7 separate regions of the Homo sapiens genome follow, and all the other regions are linked to region 2. The links are chromatin contacts, found by Hi-C or POLR2A ChIA-PET in ENCODE. All regions are on one chromosome and are shown on one strand. Each heading gives the region's core, a stretch centred on a gene start or an enhancer-like site at or near the end of the contact. The rest is flanking DNA. Distances are from core to core; before and after follow the strand shown. Region 1 overlaps MICAL2 (microtubule associated monooxygenase, calponin and LIM domain containing 2). Region 2 holds the start of EIF4G2 (eukaryotic translation initiation factor 4 gamma 2). Region 3 holds the start of LINC02709 (long intergenic non-protein coding RNA 2709). Region 4 holds the start of LINC02989 (long intergenic non-protein coding RNA 2989). Region 5 has its middle 28 kb from the start of WEE1. Region 6 holds the start of WEE1 (WEE1 G2 checkpoint kinase). Region 7 holds the start of ZNF143-AS1 (ZNF143 antisense RNA 1).

Region 1 (2,871 bases), core at 287-2,786, 1.4 Mb before region 2:
GTGAGAGAGTGAGCAGCTCCTCTAAGACATGATGAGCACAGGATGTAATACATTCCTTAGGCCTGAGATGGTCGTGACTCACAGATAGGAGAGACCCTAGTCTTCCTTTACGTTTTTCATCCCCAAGATTTCACAGTTCCTTACCTGAGGAAGTCATGTCACTTTCCACTCAAAGCCTCCTGTGGCTTTGCATCTCATGCAGAGTAAAAGCCCAAGTCCTTTCAAGGGTTCCAAGGCCCAACCCCACTCTCTCTCTGGCCCATCTCTTACCACCCCCAGCCTGCCTCCTTCCAGCTACATAGGTCTCCTTGCTGTTTCCACAACATCCTGAGCACACTTGCGTCAGCACCTCTGTACCTGCTGCTCCTTTGCCTAGCATTCACTCCCCTCTAAGAACTGCACACTCATCACCTTGCTCCTTTAGGTCTCTGCTCAAATGTCACCATCTTCTAGAAGCCTTCCCAGGACATCCTATATCAAACAGCAACCTACTCTCCTCTCCCTGCCCTGCTGTATCTTCTACCTAGGATATACACACACCTGACATACACACACACACACACACAGACTCCCCACACATTTGTTTATTGTCTCTCTCTTTCTCTCTCTCTCTCACTGATAAGAACATAAACTCCAAGAGGACAAGGATTTTGTCTGTTTTCTTTTTTTTGTTTTCGACCCAGAGTCTTGCTCTGTTGCCCGGGCTGGAGTGGAGTGGCGCAATCTCGGCTCACTGCAACCTCCACCTCCTGGGTTCAAGCAGTTTTCCTGCCTTAGCCTCCTGAGTAGCTGGGATTACAGGCACCCACCACCACGCCTGGCTAATTTTTGTATTTTTAGTAGAGACAGGGTTTCACCATGTTGGCCAGGCTGGTCTCGAACTTCTGACCTCAGGTGATTTGCATGCCTCAGCTTCCCAAAGTGCTGGGATTACAGACGTGAGCCATCGTGCTCGGTTTGTCTGTTTTCTTTACTGCTATGTCCCTAGCACCTGGCATGTAGCAGGCACTTAAAATGATTTTTTTTTTTTAAGCAGAGTCTTACTCTGTTGCCCAGGCTGGAATGCAGATGTGTCATCTCATCTTGCTACAGCCTTGATCTCCCAGGCTCAAGCGATCCTCCCATCTCAGCCTCCCAAGTAGCTGGGACTACAGGTGCATTCCACCACACCAGACTACTTTTTTGTATTTTTTTGTAGAAATGGCATTTTGCCATGTTGTCCAGGCTGGTCTCAATCTCCTGAGCTAAAGCAATCTACTCACCTTGGCCTCCCAAAGCACTGGGAGTACAGGAGTGAGCCACCATGCCTGGCTGAAAATGATTTTTTGAATGAATTAATAATTGCGAAAAGTTTAACTCAGGGATGGCAATTTAAAATATAAGGGTAAATGGAAACAGTTTGGTGGTTCCTCAAAAAGTTGAATTAGCATATGACTCAGCAATTCCACTCCTGGTATATACCTAAAATAACTGAAAACAAAGACTCAAACTGATACTTGCACGTCAGTGTTCATCACCACATTATTCATCTTAGCCAAAAAGCAGAAAAAAAAAAACAAGGGTTCCTCACTGGATGAATGGATAAACATATGCAGTACATACATAGGATAGAATATTATTCAGTCCTAAAAAGAAGGAAATTCTGGCATATGTCACAGATGAACCTTGAGGACATCAGGCCAAGTGAATAAGCCAGCCACAAATACTGTATAATTCCACTTAAACGAGGTACCTAATAGTTAAACTCTAGAGACAGAAAGTAGAATGGTGGTAGGCAGGGGCTGGGGGTGGGGGTGGGGAGGAGAGGGGAGTGACTGATTATGGGTACAGAGTTTCATTTTTGCAAGATGGAAAACCTTCTGGAGATGAATGATAGTAATGGGTGTACCACAATGTAAATGTACTTCATGATACCAAATTATACATTTTAAAATGGTTAAAATTTTATGTTATGTATATTTTACCACATTTTGCTTGAAAAAAACCTCAAACTCAATTCAGTTACTGGAAAAGTTTTAATTATGACTGGAATAACTTGGATATGTAAATCTACTTTTTTCAACTGTAAGTTTTATAAAATTTAAATACAGATTAAGTATTTCTGACTAAAATTTAGCATCTGAATTGAGATGCTCTATAAAACACACACCAGATTTCAAAAACTCAGTACGAAAAAATGTAAAATAGCTTTAAATAATTTCACAGTGATTACATGCTGAAATAATAATAATTTGGATATATTTGGTTAAATATATTTTTAAGATTGAAAAAGAAAAGAATGAAATTCCAACACATGCTACCATGTGGACAAACCTCAAAAATATTATGCTAAGTGAAATAAACCAAACACAAAAAGACAAAGACAATATGATTCCACTTACATGAAATATTACAAACAAATTTACACAAACAAAAAGATGAGAGGGTAGCAGGGGCTGAGGGAAGAAGGGAACAGGGAGTTTTTGCATAATGGTCACAAAGTTTCTATTTGGAGTGAGGAAAAATCTTGGAAACAGGAAGCGGTGATGGTTGTACGTCATCCAGAATGTAATTAATGCCGCTGAATTAATTGTACACCTAGAAATGGTTGAGATGACAAATTTGTTAAACATATTTTACCACAATTTAAAAAGACACATTGGGAATGCCAGGGGCAAAGAGTAAATGCAAGAGCTCATTCTCTTAAAGCTAGAGAGGAGCAACAGGCAGCTGCAAGTAAACATGAGCATGTTCTCCTTGGCTGGAAGGGGACATGAAACTTCCCCTGGACTTAAGTCTTGTAGATTTGAACTTAAAAAACATCTCCCCCTATATATTCCTCAGATTTTGACAGCTGTCCCCTGCAGAAAGGGTCCTGAGAATAAAATCTTT
Region 2 (3,021 bases), core at 37-2,536:
AATTTTCCGGAAAATTGTATTAAGGACCAGGTGCTCTAATACCAAGAGCTGTTTTGACACATCAAAGGTTAAGTTTGGGTCTTTGAAAATCCTGCCTCTTACTGAACACTTTAAAAGTCATTCATGTTAAAACACACACATTCTTGCCTTTGACTATACACTGTAAAAGTACTACATGTTAAAATGGAGATGGGGACATTTTTGTTGTTTAAGTTTATGGAAGTATGACTCCATTTTAGTATAGCTACAATGTCGCAAACGATGGAATAAGGTACTCATCAATACATTACCTGGTAAGTATAAATAGTTCAACTTGCCGGCTTTGAAAAGCTTAATCCTATTTCTTATGGTGAACCTTAAATAAAATGAAAATACACAACTGACAATGTTTAACGTGCACTTAAACAAACAAAAAACAAAAAAAAACAGGAGCTAGCAATTCGAAATCCTCCAAACACCCGCGGAAGTCTGACACACAGGGTGTTTTCCTCGGTGACCGCCAGCCGGACATTCCTATGGGAAAAGCAGCTTCTTCTGTGCGGTTCGAAGAAAATCAACCCCTTCCTTTCATCACTTTCTCATTCACTCTGCAGGGGGTGGGCCAATAAGGAGCTGAATGAAGCTCCCCTTTGGCATCCGGGCGCACGTCTCGCCTCCTCCCCACTACTTTCTGGGTTCCCTAAGGCTGCCGAAGCCGAGGACCTGGAGCCGGGTAGTGTCCCGGCGCTGCGCCCGGGGGCTCCAGGCCTCAACCCGAAGGGCTCAGCCCCGGGAGAGGCCAGGCACGCGAGGGCAGCCACAGCTCCAAGGGGCGCCAAGAAAAGCAATGCTCACTCGCCACGCACAGGGTTCGGGGGAGGTAAGGGTGCGTTTTCTTCCCATATTCCCGGTGAGAAAACGAGGTCGAGGGAAAAGGGGATGATACAACTGGAGCATGGCATATGGACTCAGTGAACAAAGGGACTGGAGCAAGAAGCAGCAGCCACGCCAACGCAGACTCAAAAGGGCTCTCCGGCTTTACGCACGCAACCCTCATCTCGACAGCGCTCGGCGCCCCTTACGCCACTGGCTCAGCCTCAGAGACTTCGCGAATATGGCTTTGCGCACTGCGGCGGGGCTGCGCCGCAACCGAGCTCAGCCCTGTGGCTCCTCCTCGCTGCCCTGCGCGGATTGGTGGCAGACGGCAACCGGGCCGCTGATTGGGCGGCGAAGGAGCCATTCGGGGAGACTCTGGTGGGTTCGGCTGCCCCAAGAGTGATAAGTTCGGCTTCAGACACGCCTTAGCGCCAGCAGTGAGTCGGAGCTCTATGGAGGTGGCAGCGGGTACCGAGTGGCGGCTGCAGCAGCGACTCCTCTGAGCTGAGTTTGAGGCCGTCCCCGACTCCTTCCTCCCCCTTCCCTCCCCCTTTTTTTTGTTTTCCGTTCCCCTTTCCCCTCCCTTCCCTATCCCCGACGACCGGATCCTGAGGAGGCAGCTGCGGTGGCAGCTGCTGAGTTCTCGGTGAAGGTGAGTTGAGCCGCTGCCGCCGCCGAGTGGAGCGCTCTAAAATGGCCGCCGTCCCTGGTCGCTTCTTCTCGAGTGGTACAAAATGGCGGCCGCAGGCGGAGCCGGGTGGGGCGACCCTTTTTTAGCATTTCCTCTGCGCTTCAGATACCTGGAAAGTCTTGGCTTTTGTTCTCTCTTCCTGTTGCTGACGGAGTAGAAGGAAAACGTCAGTGTTGGCCAGGCCGCCGTGCGGTCATGGCCGGATGGCCGACGCCTGCAGGGACGAGGCCGTGGCGGACCGAGGCACGGCTGTGCTCGGACGGCGAGGGAGCGTGGCTCGGACCGCTAGCGCCGTGGCGGGAGGCACGCGGGCCGGCAGGGAAGGCCAGGCCGTTGGCGCGGGACCAGGGAACCGCAGGCGTCCCGGAGCCTGGCCTCCCGGCGGGGAGGTGTGTAGGACCTGGAGTCGGCAGGGGCTGCCCTTCGTCGGGGAGGAAAGAGAGAGTGATGATTTCTGCCCCTTTTGTCAGCAGAGGAGGCCGTGGCGAGGCGGTTGTCAGTCCCGGGGGGATTTATGGTGCAGGAGGGGGCCCGCTTGGAGGCGGCGGGTGGGCAGGAGGCCGCCTTCCTGCTTGGAGAACAAAGAGCTGGGCGCCGGGCTGGCGGGGGTGGCCTCAGCTGCTCCTCCCCGTCGAGCGACCCGGGCCTCGCGGGGAGGTTGTCGGAAGCACTTCCCTAACTTGCGCCTGGGTGGGAGGAATGCTCCGCTCTTTTGTTCCCAGGAAGGGAAAAACGGGGCGGAGGTTCCTGCTGCCATGTTGTGGCCCTGGTCTTCCGCCTGCAAGTGCTAGTCCTGTACACCCGGCCCCCTCTCGCGCGTCTTTCCACGAGCTCTCCACGGGGAGGAGGCGAAAGGGTGGACAGGGGAAAACTGCTGAAGAGCTTTCGGAGAGACCTCATCTAGTCGCTGGCCTCGTCAAGGCAGTAAAAATTCCTAGGGCAGACATTTTCCACGTGATGTTGCTCGTGTCTGTAGTTAGACTTTTCTATTGATCTCAGTGCTCAGTTTTAAAGATAGTAGAATGTGGCTTTTTCAAAAGATTCGTTCTGAGCCGTTTAAAATGCTCTTGTGTTCTACGAAGTCTCTTTGCATCCTTGAACACCGGGGAATTTCCAGGTGGCTAAACAAAATGTAATTGTCAGTGTTTTGAGTACATTTTAGGTTAGTCTTACAGATCTGCAATGCAGTGACAGTGCCAGGATCTGAAATACGTTGTAATTGAATGAAGGCTTATAGATCTGTATGTTAGCAGTGTCTAATTTTGGTGCTCTTTCTCGTTCCAGGTATTTCATTTCTCCTGTCCCCTCCCCTCCCCACCCCATCTATTAATATTATTCTTTTGAAGATTCTTCGTTGTCAAGCCGCCAAAGTGGAGAGTGCGATTGCAGAAGGGGGTGCTTCTCGTTTCAGGTACTTGTAGATTTATTTTGGGGAATCCTTTTGAAAAGGCCAGTCTCAAAAAGTAGTTAACACA
Region 3 (2,869 bases), core at 182-2,681, 1.0 Mb after region 2:
GGGAGTAAGGTCATGAAGGATCTCATCACAGGGCTGAGGCCATCCAACTTTAATGCTGAAAAGTGGGAAGCTATGGAAGGATTTTGAACAGGAAAGTTATATAGTTGGACCTGTATTTTAGAAAAATAACTCTGACAGCTATAAGCAAGATAGATAGGTCTTACTGTCTAAAGGCGGGAAGACCAGTTGGGGTAATATTAAAATATTCCAGATGATGAATTAGGGCAGAGACACAGGGGCTTCAGAAAAGAAGATTCAAGGGAGAGACAGGAAAGCAGCTCTGGGAACAAGCCCAAGCCAGAAGGGCAGGCCTAGATGGAAAACTGTCTAATAGGGGGCCTCAGTTTTGCAATCACCAGCTCAGCCCAAGCACTGTATTTGCCCCAGATCTCAAGTGGAACCAGGCCTCCTGCACATTCTGCACATTTGGGGCAGAGTTCCCAAGAAGCCCAATCCAGAACCAGTCCTCTCTGGGCCCTTCAGCAGAGCACTCTGTCCTGCATCTCAGGTCTCTGAGTAAGTGGTATTTCCAGAGTACACATGCCCCCACCAACTCATCTCACAGCTCAGCCTTGGCTACAGAAAGCCAGGGCCTCTTCTTTGTTAATTTTCTTCAACTCCTCAGAGGTTGGGCCTCCGGCCCAGTGAAGTCAGGGTCTGGGAGGCAGCCCTGGCTCCCTGCCCGCCCACAGAGGATATATTTGGAGCAAGACAACTCCTTCTGGACACAGAGCTTGGGACCCACCCCGCAGGGCTGCCCCAACCAATTTTACTGAGTATCCACGCAGTGTGGTTGTCACTCACGTTTTCACTTGTTAGTTCATTCATTTGTTTACTCATTCATTCATTCCACAAACATTTATTGATCTGCTGGTATGATGCAGCAGGTACAACAGGATGTGTGGTGGGCACATATCTGTATATGTGTGTATATGGGTATCTCTAAGCAAGGATGGCAGAACACACTCTGGGTGCCCTCCCTCAGGGTTCAGTGGTGATGATGACTCACACTCAGGTGTATATGGCATCTGTGGGGACCTGTGTGCAAGTACATGCAGGCACGTGCTCTCTGAGGAGGTAGCTATGACTCAGTGGCACGCGGCATCTGTGGGTATCTGTGTGGATATGTGTCTGAGTGCAGGCATGAGCATAGGCGCTTGCTCCCCAGGGGGTGGGGGAAGTGGTTGTGACTCAGCTGCACATGGTGACTGGGAGCCTACAGGCCAGCTGTGACTTTATGGCTTTGCTTATTTGCCAAGCCAAACAGTTAGTGTTGGGCGTAAATATTCTATCAGAGTGTGCATGGAATAAGTCCTGAGCTAGGGACCTCCAGCAGGCAGGAGAGACTCAGTAGTCTTGGCCCAGCAGCATCTGTCCCCCGCCTGCCCCCTCCACCGTAGGTATACAGGTCCTACCCTCCCTCCCTCGCCCTCTCCACTCCTGCCTCCTGGAGACTCAGCGAGCTCGTCCCTCATTGACTCTACATCACCCCTCACCCACCGGTCCCAGGTGCACACACGAGACCAGGCCCAGAGGTACAGGGCTGTGGCCTTCGAGCTGCCAGCCCAATCCATTTTTCTACCATACCAAAAACCCCTTCTTTTTCAGCCCTCATGACCGCGTCTTCCTCCAACATCCCAGCCCCGGTCGTAGGCTCGGCAAGCCCGCTCCAGGGCCCACTTCCCATCTCGGCGGCCGCAGACCCGCTGCCTCCCCATCGGCGCGGCCCCATCTTCACCTCTGAGCTCCTTGCCCCTCTCTCCCTGGCTGTCTCTGTCCTTATCTGTCCCAAGTCTATCTTTGTCTCTTCTCGAGCCGGGCTGTCTGCAGCAGAGGCTTCACCAGAGTGGAGGTGCTGACAGAGTGCGGGGTGTGGGGAGGACAATCTGTGTCCCTTCTTGAGCCTTATCGGGAAAACTTAAGTCACTGCTCAGGGCTCAGACTGGAATTTCGCCCTAGATGACCTTGCTGGGTCTGCTGGGGCCTCCGCAGGGACAGCCAGGGTCAAACGAGTCAGGAAACAGGCCCCTGCTTGTGGGCCGCCTGCCCGCCCTCATCCCAACCAGGCCGCCTGCAGCGCCCTCGGCGGGAGACGCCGGGGAGGGGAGAGAAGGGAGGAGACGGGAGGGGCGGCCCCGTCTTGGGCACTCGCAGGGACTGGCGGGAGGCCGTGTGGGGCTGGAATCGTGACCACGGATGCCGCAAGGCCACAGGGCCCTCCTCGGGGTCCCGGCCGGAAATCCTCAGGGGCCCGAGGAGGAGCCGGGGCGGCCACCCGACCACCTCCCCGCGGGCCGCAGGCAGGCGGCGCGCCGTACCCGCCGAGAACGCGGGAAGAGGCCATCGCGTCTGGACACCTGGGCTTCGTCCCAGAGCCGTCACTGCTGTGTCCCCTTGGGCAACTGCCTAGCTCCCTGAGCCTCACTTTTCACACCTGGAACATAGGAAAATTGCGCCCACCTTCTGGGTCGTGGCAGATAAAATGAGTTCACGTCAGGGCTGGCTCTCAGGAGGCGCTCAGTGCTCGTGGCTTTCCTCCCCGGTGGACAGAACCCCGGGGCAGCTCCCCGCGCCCTGACGCCCAGAGCGGAGCGGCCCGGAGCGGAGCGACCACCGCACACTGGACCCGACCCTAGTCGGCCCCGCGCGCCCGGGTCGGGGCTGGAACCTGCGGGCGTGGCGCACGCCTGCCACCTGGCGGCGAAGCCCCCAGGCCGCCCGTCCCGCCCACGGCTGCGCGCGTGCGCAGGCCTGCACCACCCAGTCGCCCCCACCACGCCGCGCCCCGCCTCCCTCGCCCAGGGACTTCCTAGGCCACGCCACGCCGCTCCACCAGCTCAGGGAACCCCCTTGGCCGTGCAGACCTGCG
Region 4 (2,795 bases), core at 95-2,594, 1.3 Mb before region 2:
TTTCAAGGCCGGCCCATATTCAAAGGGTGGGGAAATGGATTCTGTCTCTTGATGGGAGGAGCTACACGGTCACATTGCAGAGGGTGTGGATTGAGGATGCAGAGGGTGTGGACTGGAAGGGATAGACGATTGTGGCTGTTTTTGCAATCAGTCTATCACAATAACTAATAAGGATATAAGAAGTTTGCTAGGAGCCGCGTATAGTGGCATGCCTCTGTCATCCCAGCTACTTGGGAGGCTGAGGCAGGAGGATTGCTTGAGCCTAGGAGTTTGAGGCTGCAGTGAGCCATGATCATGCCACTGCACTCCAGCCTAAGTGACAGGAGGATGCTGTCTTTAAAAAAAAAAAAAAAGAAGAAGAGGAGGAAGAAGTTAGCTGGGGAGTGTAAATTACAAGTTCCTCCTCTGTTTTCACTGACATCATTAGTTAGGCCTCCATTGCTCAGCATTACCTTTCACTGTTTTAGCTTTCCAGCCTCTATGGAGAAAGGAAAGACAGAAAGAAACCGTGAGGAGCTGTGTTTGGGTGGCCAGCCAAACTTGCCAAGTGCTCCAGTCCTGTGGCTTTCAACAGAGCTGGGCGACGCCCTGGTGCACTGTGGCAGTTTCTCAGGGCTACCACAAGGGAAATGGTTGAGTGTAAGTGTGAGAAACCCTGAGTCCCCACCTTAACCAGGGCAGTACTCTTCTTTCCTTGTGATTTCCTTTGGAGAAAGGTTATGCATCTTTAAAAAATAAAAATATTTCAAATCCAGTGAACTAGTCTAACCTCTCAATCTTACAGAAAAGGAACCAGTCTTAGTGAAATGGAGTGTTCTATTCTACATTACTCTGCCACTGAGTGTCTTGGCCGGTGTCAGACTCCAGGCTGCTGACGTGCCATCCTACCTGAGCTCATTCTTCTGCCTGACTCACCCCTCCCCTCACTGGGTTCAAGAGACAGCAGATTGCTGAAGCCCAGAGAACAGAAGAGAACTGAGGAACATCAGAAGGGATGTCCCTGACCTGTCACTGCTCCAATTCTCTACTTTCCCACCATGGTCCATAGTCCTTGAATCCTGAGCCTCAGCCACCACCCTTCCGCACATACACACCCTTACGTGATGATCCTGACAAGGCTTGGCCCCCAGAACCACAGACAATTCCAGGCATCATATTGGCAGGCAGGCTGAGCTGGCTGGTCAACCCCAGGGTGGAGCAGGGCACACTTGGGGGAGCTGATCCTGCAAGGGCAGATGGAGCTCCATCTGGGAGAAAAGCTCATTTCCCAAGAGAAAGCTTGGTCTTGTTTGGAGCCTGTGATCTCCTTGTTCTCCTCCCAGTTTGTTAATTCCATTTCTTCCCAAGTTCATTTTTTTAGGACATGGGCTATTTATAGCTCCCCCTAAGTCCTTTCCAGTCTGTTTCCTGTTCAAGTATACTGCATTAGTCACCAGAAAGTGTCTCAAGCAATCTCTGTGTCCCTGCCTGATCCCGGCCACAGGGAACACGGGGATGCTGGTCAGACTCAGGGTGGATCCCCTTGGAGAGATGGGAAGCAGGAGGCAGGAGGCTGGCTAAGGGGGCTCATGGGGGCAGAGGGAGCATCTCTTATTCCCCATCCTTTGTGGTATCAAGCCCTGAGTCCTTCCTGGAGTTTATCTAGTCCTTGGAGACACGGAAACTGCAGGGGCACCTCCATTTGGCTGCATATTTTTGCCATTACTTGATGACCTATTTGCATGCAGCTCCTTGCAGAGAATTTCCTCTCAAGCCATATAGGGTGATTTCATTGCACCACATGAAGCTTTTATTTGCAGTCAGTGATCAAGGCTCCTTCCTGACTTCCTCCTGCCAGTCCCACATCCCTCCTGTCCACTGTGACCTGCCTAGGCTGCTCTGAGCTCCCTGCAAGCTTGGTTCTCTCCAAGTGTGGTTGCTCCAGGAAATTACCAGCTTTATCTGAGGAGAAGGTGCTGGAGATCCAAGCTGAGTTTTTGTATCAGCAGGATGCCAACATTGCCCAGCAGCCCTGGCCACCTTGCGGGCTTTTATCAGCCTCCACAAATCCCTAGCAAAGGAGTTGAGTGCAGGGTTTCTGACCCTGAGCTTGCTGACACTGAAGGGTCAAAGGAAAGAAATGCGGAGGGAAGTCCGAGGTTTTGTTTGCACAGCTAGTCATCAGGCAGCCTACATCTCAGAGACCAACATTTTCCCAAACTGTAGTCTCAGTACTCCCCAGCCCCAAACAAAGGGACTTAATGTCCCTTGAACAAAGCTTCCGAGGGCCTCAGAGATAACTTGCTCTAGGTTCTTCTTAAGGGGCAATGACCTCTGTAGTCCCAACCTCAGTGTTGCCCAACTCAAAGCAGCAAGGGACCAACTGATACCCACTGGTCACTGAGCACCTGCTTTATGCCAGGCTGCCTGCTGAGTGCTTCAGAAACAAGCCCTCTGAACCCTCCGAAAGAGTCTTGATGAGAAGGTGCTTGAGCTAAACGCAATCTTCCTGTCTCACTCAGAGAGGTGGCATACACACCAGCACCCTGAGCGGAGGAGGTGGAGGAAATCGGGCATACAACATGGATGCCAGGTTCCAGCCCAGGCCCAGGCATCCCAGGGCCACTCCTGAGCTGTGATGCACACCAACAATCTGGCACAACTATTTTTATTTCCACTTGGTTTCCATCCGAGGAAATCATGAGACTGTCTCCCCACATAGCACACTCAATTACATCCTTGGGAGCACAAGAGCCCAGAAGATGCAATCAGGGATGGCTGAGTCAGGCGCAGTCAAGGATGAGTTTGCTTCTGAG
Region 5 (3,158 bases), core at 440-2,939, 1.2 Mb after region 2:
GATTCGCTTGAACCCGGGAGACGGAGGTTGCAGTGAGCTAAGATCGCGCCACTGCCCTCCAGGGCAACAAGAGCGAAACTCTGTCTCAAAATAAAAAAAAAAAGAAAAGAAAAGAAAAGAAAAAGAATATTAGAATTTGGACTGCAATTAGAATATTAGAATTAGAATATGGGCAGCCACCCTAGTGGGGATTACTACATCATTGCTAAGTAATTTTTTTTTTCTTTTTTTCTTGAGACAGAATCTCACTCTATCACCCAGGCTGGAGTGCAGTGGCACGATGTTGGCTCACTGCAACCTTCACCTCCTGGATTCAAGCGATACTCCTGCCTCAGCCTTCCGAGTAGCTGGGATTGCAGGAATACGCCACCACATCCAGCTAATTTCTGTATTTTTAGTAGAAATGGGGTTTCGCCATGTTTCCCAGGCTGGTCTCAAACTCCTACACTCAAGCCATCTCCCTGCCTTGGCCTCCCAAAGTGCTGGGATTACAGGGGTGAGCCATCATGCCCAGCCGCTAAGTGTTTTTCAATTCTTTCCCACAACACAGTCAAATAGCCTTAGTACGTTGCCCATGATAATGAGGTCATGTGCCAAAACACGTAAGAACATGGCTGAGACCTCTCTCCTTGCTCTGTCAGTCCCTCAGGCCCCTGGGCTGTCCTCTGTCTCCTGGCTTCCAAGGCCTCAGCCCCTCTCCCAGGCTGCTTGCAAAAGTGTCTACCCAAACCCTCCCTCTGTGTTTGCTCCCTCTGAGTTGATCTCTTTTCTTATTATGCCCAAAGGGAGAGCCTTGAAGTCTTCTGGAAGGGAAACATCTACAGATGTAAATCTGCACGTGCTCCGTAAGAAGACTGGAGGTTGAGGAAGGGTTTCCTTCTAAGATCTGGTGCAGCCGGGAGTGGTGGCTCACGCCTGTAATCCCAGCACTTTGGGAGGCCAAGGCAGGCGGATCTCTTGAGCCCAGGAGTTCAAGATCAGCCTGGCCACTATGGCAAAACCTCATCTCTACAAAAATACTAAAATTAGCCGGGCACAGTAACTCCGGTAATCCCAGCTATTCAGGAGGCTGAGGCAGGAGAATCGCTTGAACCCAGGAGGCAGAGGTTGCAGTGAGTCAGGACCGCACCACTGCACTCCAGCCTGGGTGACCAGAGTAGAACCCTGTCTCAAAAAAAAAAAAAAAAAACCAAAAACCAAAAAACAAGCAAACAAACAAAAAAACCTAGTGCAGAAGAATAGGTGAGGGGAAGGGGCATTTGTGTTGCAGACTCCCCACGTGGGTCTGGGTCCCTCCCCGGGTGAGGGTATTTTCTGCCCCCCTAGATGTGTGAGCCAATGTGTGTGTGTGTGTGTGTGTGTGTGCGTGTGTGTATGTGGTCATGCATGAGCCTGTGTGACAGACCAACTGCATGCAACTGACAAGTGGGCAGCTGAGAGTGGGCAGTGATTGTCCCAGGCCCTTCCCACTCACTCCAGGTGCAAGCCGGGATCCAAGCCTTCTGCCTCTGGCTTGCAATTGAATTTGACATCTGCACTGGCCCTTGCTGCTCCCTAAGGTTTGAGCTCTTATTCACCTTCTGGCCACTTTGGTTAGCATCTCCTCCTCTAGTTTCAGCTTTCACATTAAACCGCAAACCCAGCCTGTGGGAAAGTCCTCCAGTCAACCTCACACCAGCAACACTCTTGGGGCTCAGCAGGAAATATGCATACTACTTCCTGTCGGGGAGGGAGCTAGATTCTTCCTGGTGCTGTCTGGACACCAAAGAGTAAGAAAGATAGAGAAGCAGCTGCTCTGCCAAAGGGGAAGAAATGCTCAGCTCCGAAGTACAGCTCTGCCCTCCACCACCAGCCTCCAGCTCTGTCTCTGCTGGGGCCACTCAGCATTCGGGAACCAAGAGATAGGAAGGGACCCAAGGGGACCTGTGGGTGGTAATGCTCAAGACTCAGGCACAAGGGCCTGGGCACAGAGGAGGCAGCACCAGGAACACTGGAGACAGGGGGATGGTGCAGGGGACATGAGGGACAGTGCCTAGATCAAGCCTGCTGAAGGAGCAGACGGCAGAGCTGGTGTTGCAGCAAGAGCAGCTGCTCTGGGCCCTTGCCAGAAGAAGATGGGGCTCCGAAGAGGACAGCATTGCAATGGTGACACAAGTCCTTCTCTTCTTTTCTTCCCAGGGTTGTTGTGACTCATTCCTTGATGGAAAAAGCCTAAGCTCTCTTATATACATTCCTTTCATTTGCTCATTCATCAATATTTTCAGCTTTGGTCTGAACAAGAATAAACAGAAATTCATATTTTTCAGAAGTTTGCTTATTGCAGAATTGAAACCCAGCAATGGAAAACATGAATCTGGCAGTGAAACTGGCTTCACTGGCAGTGAAACACACTATGCTCTTGCCACCCTAATAACCTGCACAGCTGCATTCCTCTGGGCCTTGTTCATGATGATGGATCCCGCTACCTAGGAAACCCTTCTGCCTCATCCACTTAGCAAACTCTTATCCATCTTTCAAGCCCTAGATGAGGTGTCGCCTCTCCTGCGAACAGCAATACCCAGCTCTTTATCCCGTGGATTCATTGCTTACCATTTGGTCCCCATAGTGACCTATGCTTGCCACAAAAGGACATTATTTTATTGTATATGGTTAGTTGTTTCTGCCTAATACCTCCACTACACTGTGTACAATGGAGAAGGAAGAAGGATTATCTTGTTTGTATTTGTATCTGTGTCTAGCACTAGCTAGTAACTGCTCAGCATTCAGGTACCAGGAGAAAGAAGGGGACCTGGGGTTGACATTGCCCAAGTCTCAGGCACAGAGGCCTGGGCACAGAGGAGACAGCACCAGAACACTGGGAGCAGGAGGATGGCGCAGGAGACATGAGGGTGCAAGGACTAGCACAGTGCAAGTCCTTAAAGTAAATGTTGCTGCACATGGTGGCTCACACCTGCAATCCCAGCACTTTGGGAGGCCAAGGTGGGCAGATGGCTTGAGCTCAGGACTTTGAGACCAGCCTAGACAACAATCCCGTTTCTACAAACAAACAAAAATTAGCTAAGCATGGTGACAGAAGCCTGTAGTCCCAGCTAGTTGGGAGGATGAGGTGTGAAGATGGCTTGAACCCGGGAGGTGGAGGTTGCAGTGAGCCGAGATCG
Region 6 (3,177 bases), core at 615-3,114, 1.2 Mb after region 2:
TCTAGATAGGGCTTCCATAGCCACCTCCGCTGGACTCCTCCCCTCACTTCCAGAGGGATTTTGCCTTGAGCAAGTCGGCCAATAAACAGTACAGCTCGAAAGCACACAGATTGCCTAGGCTGATGACAAACAGTACATTGAAAACAAAACAAACTCACTTTAAAAGGTGCATCTTCCCTGTTAACCTTACAAATGCGAGGCTTGTCTTAATCTCTGGAAGTATCAGCTTTAAAATCTGCAGTTTTAAAAGTGGTCATCTGCGCAGTACTCGAAGGCCTTTCAAAACACAGGTGCTGAACACCTCCTTCTTTAAGATACCTTATCTACGGTAGGATGTTCCTAATCACACGGAGGCCGGCCAAACTCTGGGCACCGCAAACCCACGATAAAAACAAATGCTGGGCCAAGACCTTGTCCAGAAACAGGCCTCAGTACTGCCTGGACTTAGGATGAGTCTGTAGGACTGTAAATGCTTGGAAGGCCAGCCTTTACTCCCAAGTCCAAGCGTAGTCTCCCTGCATGCCCCAGACCTTTCCCCCATCCACGCCACACGACACGACACGATCAGGGCGGGACAATTATTTTTCTTTAAACTCCTTCTGCCCGCGCCGCCCAAATTACAGGCCCGATCGCCGCGTTTAAAAGGCATCCTATGGCTCGGGAGTGTCAGGTGGCCGGGCCGGCACCCTCCAGCATCCTCGCGAACCGCGTTATCGGTGCCGCACTCGGGGCTGACACGCTCGGGGCGGCCCGGACTCAACGGGCGGCAAATCCTTGGCCACCCGGACGGGCCGATCGGCCCCTTTGTAAGATGAAGTTCCAGACGAGGCCCATTGTTCAGTTACATAATCTCAACGGACAACCTCGGGGCAGGGCCAAACACAAGGGCTGCCAACTTTGGGGGGCGGCGCAGGAAAGCGAGGGGGGAGCGGCCGGCCGCTTCTGTAACCGAACCCAGGCAGCGGCGCTGGCCCCTCCGGCGCCGCGGCCCCGGCCGCCGGGTGCCCGCGCCCGCCGCTCTCACCTTGGGCGTGTGCGGGGTGTCGAAGAGTCGCAGCTTGCGGAAGGTCTTGTGTGGCGGGGTGCCCGGGTGGTCCGGCCGCGGCGAGCGGCGGCCTTCGCCCGCCCGGCGCGCCCCGCAACCCCGCGGCGACGCATCTCCTGGGCCGCCGCAGCGCACCGGCGAGAAAGAGCTACCCAGGAAGTAGGGGGCCGCCGGCGACTTGACCGGCGACGAGGAGCCGAAGCCCTCCTCCTCCCACGAGTCGCCCTCCGCCCCACCGCCCGCCTCGTCCGCGCCCGGGCAGGCGCCGGGCAGCAACAGGTCCTCCTCCAGCTCGCCGGGGCTGCCGGGGGCCGGCCCGGGCGAGCGGCGGCGCTCGGGCCCGGGCTCCGTGGGGCTCCGCGCGGGCGGCAGCGGCGAGTCGGGCTCTTGAAAGGCCGAGTCCTCCCCGGTGCTGTGGCCGCTGCCCTCCTCCTCCTCCTCTTCTTCCTCCTCCTCACAGTCGCTGCAGGGCGAGAAGATCAGCTTCTGCCGCAAGGTGCAGGCCGCCCCGGCGCGGCGGGGTGGCGGCGGCTGCTGTCGGCTCAGGAAGCTCATCGCGGCCCTGGGGACGGGGCCGAGGACAGGAGAGCGGAGGCCTGCGGGGTCCAGGACACTGCGGGCCTGGGGGCGGGTCCGCCACGTGCGGCTGGGCGCGCCTAGTCGCAGCCGCGGCGTCTCTGCGCGGCGGCGGCCTGCGGCTCCGGGGCGCTCGGGCTGCGGACGGTGGCGGCAGCGGCGGCGCGGACTTTCCGGCAGAGGCGGGGCGGCCCGAGCACCGAGGCTGAGGTCTCCTCAGGTCCAGTCTCAGGTTCGGGCTCCGCGGCTTCCCGCGACCGTTAACCACGTGAGTGCCCAGTCCACCAATCCCAGTGCAGCTCCGGGTTTGAAAAAAAAAGGAGGGCGCGACGTAGCCCGCGGGGGAAGGACCAGCTACGCGATTTTGGCGGGAACCCGCTGGCTCCACCCCCGGCTCGGCGCCAGCCAAGTCTGGGCGGGCTGTGGTGTTCCGGGCCTATGAGCGAGCCTGGGGCGGCGGGGGGCCCGGCCCGGCGCCGCCCGAACACCGCCCGGACGGGGCTGGGCCTTCTGGGAGGGGCAAAAGAGAGCTGGATTCGCCTAAGCCGACCCGAAAGCCGGCCTGGACGCACCCCCCTCGCTGCTCCTCCGGTGCTGGGGGATCTGAAGAGGGGCAGGCGGCCGGGCAGCGCCTCCGGGTCTCTGCGAGCTGGGAAGAGCCAGGGACCGAATGGCCTTCGGCCGCTGCCCTCGGAGGCCGCTTCTTGCCCCTCGTCCCCTGGGGCGAGCCACTGGGGCGTAGTGGGCGTGGCAGTGGGCAGCCACGTTCAGGGTCGAGGTCTGAGCCGGAAATGGTGACTCGGGCCTCGGGACCTTTCTGAACTGCGGGAGCCGATGTGCTTAGGCTGGACACTGGCTGGGAGGAGGCCTCCGAGCCCCATTATTTCCCCGGGGTGGGTGACTGTTAGGGGCGGGTGTCAGCACAGCGAGAAGAGCTCTCCCAAGCAGGGGTCCACCTCTGCCGACCTTGTCCGCGGCCAAAAGAAACAGCAGCACAGTTGCCCACCACGAAACCAAGTGCCCGGCACACGATCTCCGTGTTTACATTTGTTCGCCAGCACGTGGGCATGCGTTGGCAAAACCGATTGGCCCGGCTCGCGGCAAACTCAAACGCAATTTTAAAAAATTTCCCTAGTGCTTCGTTAAACTGATTTAATCTGTCCCTTAATGCACTTACACGTTTCTTCCAGTTTTCTTTTTTCTTTCTTTGTTTATTTATTTTTTTTTTTTTTTCTGAGACGGGGTCTTGCTCTGTCACCCAGGCTGGAGTGCAGTGGCACGATCTCGGCTCACTACAACCTGCAACCTCCGCCTTTAGAGTTCAAGCGATTCTCATGCCTCAGCCACCCGAGTAGCTGGGATTACAGGCGGCTGCCACCACACCTGGCTAATTTTTGTATTTTTAGTAGAGACGAACTTCCCAATGTTGGCCAGGCTGGTCTCCAACTCCTGATCTCAAGTGATCCGCCCGCCTCGGCCTCTCAAAGTGCTGGAATTACAGACGTGAACCACCGCTCCCGGCCTCTTCCAGTTTTCTGTTGTAAACAACCCCGTGG
Region 7 (3,084 bases), core at 1-2,500, 1.3 Mb after region 2:
TTCTCACTTGATTATATCAGCTGATTTAGACACTTCCAAAGCAAAGGCTGACGCTGATTTTAAACAAATAATGGGCTGGCAATGGTATTCTTCTTTCCTCTTTTTAACTTCGTTATTATGTGGAAAAAACAAATGTCCAAAGCAAAAGGGGAAGGAATAAAAACTAGTTCGCGTTCCACAATAATACGTTTCAAAGAGACTTATAAGAATTTGTTCACTCTTTTGGCCAAAACTGGAGAAAAGGGAGGATAAAATTGTAAATTTCTAATATCCGATGTTAGACCTCAGTAACCTTTTTTTTTTTTTAATAGAAGAAAGGGTGAGGGGGAAACAATCTGCCCACGATACGCATGGGAAGCAAGCGCTAGGTGAGACCGGCAGGTCCTGGGAGGGCCTGGGCCAGCCCTGTCCCCGGCGCCCCCGCTGCGGCCTGGTGTGGCCCGTGGGCCCGGCGTCCCAGGCGGCGGAACTCTGCCTCGGCGGCGCCTGGGGACTCGCTCTGCGCGGAGGTCAGGCCGAGAAACGCGGCCAAGGCTCCCGAGGGCTCCACCCTCCCCTCTTTCACTCCCTCCCCTTGGCGGTCCCCTGAGGGAAACAGGCGGGGCGCATCGCTCAGAGACAAGCTGGGGGGAGTTGAGTCCTCAACGAAAAAAGCTCCGCCGCCTAGAGTGGCGGCCGCGGGTTATTAATAAACTCCGCTTCTGCCCAGACGCCGCTACCGCGGCCGGCCCATAAAATCGGCAAGGCCTGCGGCGGAGGCTGAGCAGCGGGAGCCGGAGCCCGGGCCCAAGCGGGCCCGCGCCGCCGCGCTGAGGGCGGCGGCCAGGCGGAGAATAATGCACACTGGGTAAAAACACATTTATATACGAACCTCCGAGAAAATTTTCCAACAATTCCTTCGTCCGACCACCATGCACCAGGACAGGAAACAGCCGTCCGGCCCCCAGGCCCCGCAACCCGCATAGTGTGTCTGAGGCCCGCCCCCAGCTTCCATTGGGCTGTCATTACATCACTCACAGGACGCTTCCGGTTTTCCATTGGCCCACGTTTGGTCGACGCGAAAGAAAACCGCCCTAGCCGCGCCCACTCAACTGACGTCAGCCAAGCCTGACTTTACAGCCCGCCCCTGAGTGGCTCGCGCAAAGTGCAGAATCAAAGCTCCTGTGTCTGACTGGTTGACATAACCGCTTATCCCAGACGGACCCCGCCTCACTGACTAGCGAGTCATACCGATTCTGGGGCCCCAGCGGGAGGCGCCATTTTGTAGCGAGGGAGGGAGGCTGGTCCTTGTGATTACCCGGGAGGGAGCCGGGGTGACGAGCGCCATTTTCCCCACAGGGGCGAGGAGGCGGCTTTGGTTCTCCCGGTGGGCTTGCCGGAGTGCGTTCTGCAGACCAGAAGGGCTTTGTCTGGCGATTGCTGAATGCTCAATAGCAGCCTGCTGGGAGGGAAGTCGAAGGGAGAAATAGGACAGAAAGAGAGACCTGACCTCTCCCTGGAGGCTCTCAGTGTCGGCCGAGGCCCTTGGTCTTGCTCTAGGGCTCTGCATTCCCGAGAGCTGCTGTATGCCGGGGATTGGCTTCCAAGCCTGCCTGAGCTTCTCCAGTCTCCCGGGCATCGCCATGCGGTGGGAGGGTGAGCCTTCCTCTCCTGCTGAAATTCCGGCGGCTTGGCAACCGGCCGGGGGGTCTTGGATTCCTCGGGGAGACACCACTGATGCTTTGTGGTTTCACGTAATTTGGATTTAAAAGTTGAAGGCGTCAGAAATGGTTGTCGCTACGGTCTTTTGTATGTTCTTGTGTTGCGAACTAATAAAGGAAAGTCAAAAGGGTGGGAGAAGCATTCAGTCTGGTTCCCTAAAGTTACTAAGAATGGATACAAATTAGTTGTGGCCGTTGCGGTTAATGCTTCTTGTAGCTCTTAACCCAGCCCTTTCTAAACCTTTGGATATACTTACTAGTCAGTTCCGAAGGTACTCAGTACAAATTTGCGTTGGCGCACCAGGCCGACTAAAGATGAGGTGGGTGTATTAGACTCAAAATTTCTTAAGTCGGCCAGGGGGTAGAATTGAGCTACCAAGAGAATGAGAGACTACCCTGTTGTAACAGATTTGGATCGCGCTTAGAAAAACAGGGAGAAAGCTGGATGATGTTCAACTTAATGTCTTGCATTTCAGACGATTATCGAATGGACGGGGATAAATAAAAACGATGTTACAGATAGCCCTCTAAGTGTGGATAGTAAATATTTTGATTTACAATTAAGCCTACCTTGAGGTGCAGGCCCTAACCAACGGATAGTTGAGTAATAGGGGCCTAGACGCCAATGGAAAGAAAATGGGACTTTAAGCTTTGTTTGAACATATATTCTGTTAATAAAGAAGTTTAAATCAGTTCGGATTACTGTTTTTTGTTTGTTTGTTTGTTTTTTGAGACGGAGTCTCGCCCTGTAGCCCAGACTGCAATGCAGTGGCACGATCTCAGCTCACTGCAACCTCCGCCTCCCAGGTTCAAGCGATTTCTCCTGCCTCAACCTCCTGAGTAGCTGGGACTACAGGCGCCCACCATCACGCCCGGCTAATTTTTCTGTTTTTAGTAGAGACGGGGTTTCACCATGTTGGCCAGGCTGGTCTGAAACTCCTGACCGCGTAATCCGCCCACCTCAGCCTACCAAAGTACTGGGATTACAGGCGTGAGCCACCGCGCCCGGCCCGGATTACTTTTTAAGCCCTTAAAATAAAAGTGTCACATATAAAAAATGGATTAGGTGGCCGGGCGCGGAGGCTCACGCCTGTAATCCCAGCACTTTGGGAGGCCAAGGCGGGCAGATCATGAGGTCAGGAGATCGAGACCATCCTGGCTAACGCGGTGAAACCCCGTCTCTACTAAAAATACAAAAAATTTAGCAGGCGTGGTGGCGGGCGCCTGTAGTCCCAGCTACTCGGGAGAATGAGGCAGGAAAATGGCGTGAACCCGGGAGGCGGAGCTTGCAGTGAGCTGAGATTGCGCCACTGCACTCCAGGCTGGGCAACAGAGCAAGATTCCGTCTCAAAAAAAAAAAAAAAAAAAAAAAAAAAAGGATTAG

The links. Hi-C counts contacts between places; a loop is a spot of excess contacts on that map. ChIA-PET counts read pairs that join two places held with the same protein, here RNA polymerase II (POLR2A). Pooled maps may share reads with other maps.
Region 1: a pooled map shows a loop between it and region 2 (5-fold over the local background). The contact joins the enhancer-like site here to the promoter of EIF4G2 in region 2. A Hi-C loop is called at or near these places in 7 of 50 pooled maps. POLR2A ChIA-PET finds 5 or more read pairs at or near these places in 2 of 52 experiments (Caco-2 and MCF 10A).
Region 3: a pooled map shows a loop between it and region 2 (9-fold over the local background). The contact joins the promoter of LINC02709 here to the promoter of EIF4G2 in region 2. A Hi-C loop is called at or near these places in 1 of 37 single-sample maps with no recorded cell type and 5 of 50 pooled maps. POLR2A ChIA-PET finds 5 or more read pairs at or near these places in 2 of 52 experiments (MCF 10A and activated B cell).
Region 4: a loop to region 2 is called in a pooled map, with 2.1 times the contacts of the local background. The contact joins the promoter of LINC02989 here to the promoter of EIF4G2 in region 2. A Hi-C loop is called at or near these places in 1 of 50 pooled maps. POLR2A ChIA-PET finds 5 or more read pairs at or near these places in 2 of 52 experiments (activated naive CD4-positive, alpha-beta T cell and naive thymus-derived CD4-positive, alpha-beta T cell).
Region 5: a pooled map shows a loop between it and region 2 (5-fold over the local background). The contact joins the enhancer-like site here to the promoter of EIF4G2 in region 2. A Hi-C loop is called at or near these places in 7 of 50 pooled maps. POLR2A ChIA-PET finds 5 or more read pairs at or near these places in 4 of 52 experiments (CD8-positive, alpha-beta memory T cell, PC-9, WTC11 and 1 more).
Region 6: a loop to region 2 is called in a map of heart right ventricle, with 11 times the contacts of the local background. The contact joins the promoter of WEE1 here to the promoter of EIF4G2 in region 2. A Hi-C loop is called at or near these places in 3 of 168 maps with a recorded cell type or tissue (CD4-positive, alpha-beta memory T cell, ascending aorta and heart right ventricle), 1 of 37 single-sample maps with no recorded cell type and 14 of 50 pooled maps. POLR2A ChIA-PET finds 5 or more read pairs at or near these places in 11 of 52 experiments (CD4-positive, alpha-beta T cell, CD4-positive, alpha-beta memory T cell, HEK293 and 7 more).
Region 7: a loop to region 2 is called in a map of CD8-positive, alpha-beta T cell, with 25 times the contacts of the local background. The contact joins the promoter of ZNF143-AS1 here to the promoter of EIF4G2 in region 2. A Hi-C loop is called at or near these places in 3 of 168 maps with a recorded cell type or tissue (B cell, CD4-positive, alpha-beta memory T cell and CD8-positive, alpha-beta T cell), 5 of 37 single-sample maps with no recorded cell type and 11 of 50 pooled maps. POLR2A ChIA-PET finds 5 or more read pairs at or near these places in 12 of 52 experiments (B cell, CD4-positive, alpha-beta T cell, CD4-positive, alpha-beta memory T cell and 7 more).

Annotation. Positions count from the first base shown.
Region 1 is chr11:12,173,281-12,176,151 of GRCh38, reverse strand. The region is part of intron 3 of MICAL2 (microtubule associated monooxygenase, calponin and LIM domain containing 2); the gene reads right to left. Among named protein-coding and RNA genes, the nearest start is that of MIR6124, 11 kb to the right of the region's middle. RefSeq lists an enhancer at 1,511-1,560. Within about 2 kb of position 1,536, at least 6 of the 41 ENCODE cell types and tissues checked have a DNase peak (open chromatin) inside an H3K27ac peak, as active enhancers do.
Region 2 is chr11:10,807,191-10,810,211 of GRCh38, reverse strand. It overlaps EIF4G2 (eukaryotic translation initiation factor 4 gamma 2), which reads left to right and starts at 1,286. Exons shown (of 22, transcript NM_001418.4): 1 at 1,286-1,507; 2 at 2,831-2,957. The coding sequence starts at 2,917. It overlaps LOC101928053 (a long non-coding RNA gene), which reads right to left and starts at 915. Exons shown (of 3, transcript NR_120540.1): 1 at 846-915; 2 at 291-355. RefSeq lists enhancers at 202-808, 884-933, 1,444-1,703, 2,434-2,513 and a silencer at 1,114-1,163.
Region 3 is chr11:9,758,095-9,760,963 of GRCh38, reverse strand. LINC02709 (long intergenic non-protein coding RNA 2709) reads left to right here and starts at 1,431. Exons shown (of 3, transcript NR_033972.1): 1 at 1,431-1,535. It overlaps SBF2-AS1 (SBF2 antisense RNA 1), which reads right to left and starts at 2,671. Exons shown (of 3, transcript NR_036485.1): 1 at 2,461-2,671. RefSeq lists silencers at 2,222-2,341, 2,462-2,861.
Region 4 is chr11:12,085,420-12,088,214 of GRCh38, reverse strand. It overlaps LINC02989 (long intergenic non-protein coding RNA 2989), which reads right to left and starts at 1,344. Exons shown (of 2, transcript NR_186297.1): 1 at 1,095-1,344.
Region 5 is chr11:9,600,107-9,603,264 of GRCh38, reverse strand. No RefSeq gene overlaps it. Among named protein-coding and RNA genes, the nearest start is that of WEE1, 28 kb to the right of the region's middle. RefSeq lists enhancers at 1,851-2,080, 2,141-2,310, 1,970-2,523, 2,571-2,650. Within about 2 kb of position 1,689, at least 17 of the 41 ENCODE cell types and tissues checked have a DNase peak (open chromatin) inside an H3K27ac peak, as active enhancers do; they include PC-9, where a contact is called at or near this core.
Region 6 is chr11:9,572,357-9,575,533 of GRCh38, reverse strand. WEE1 (WEE1 G2 checkpoint kinase) reads right to left here and starts at 1,864. Exons shown (of 11, transcript NM_003390.4): 1 at 1,025-1,864. The coding sequence starts at 1,600. RefSeq lists silencers at 1,242-1,341, 1,632-1,841, 1,862-2,211 and an enhancer at 1,786-2,638.
Region 7 is chr11:9,458,864-9,461,947 of GRCh38, reverse strand. It overlaps ZNF143-AS1 (ZNF143 antisense RNA 1), which reads left to right and starts at 1,250. Exons shown (of 1, transcript NR_036539.1): 1 at 1,250-2,392. It overlaps ZNF143 (zinc finger protein 143), which reads right to left and starts at 936. Exons shown (of 16, transcript NM_003442.6): 1 at 872-936. RefSeq lists a silencer at 343-552 and enhancers at 1,323-1,402, 1,463-1,562, 1,653-1,732, 1,932-2,567.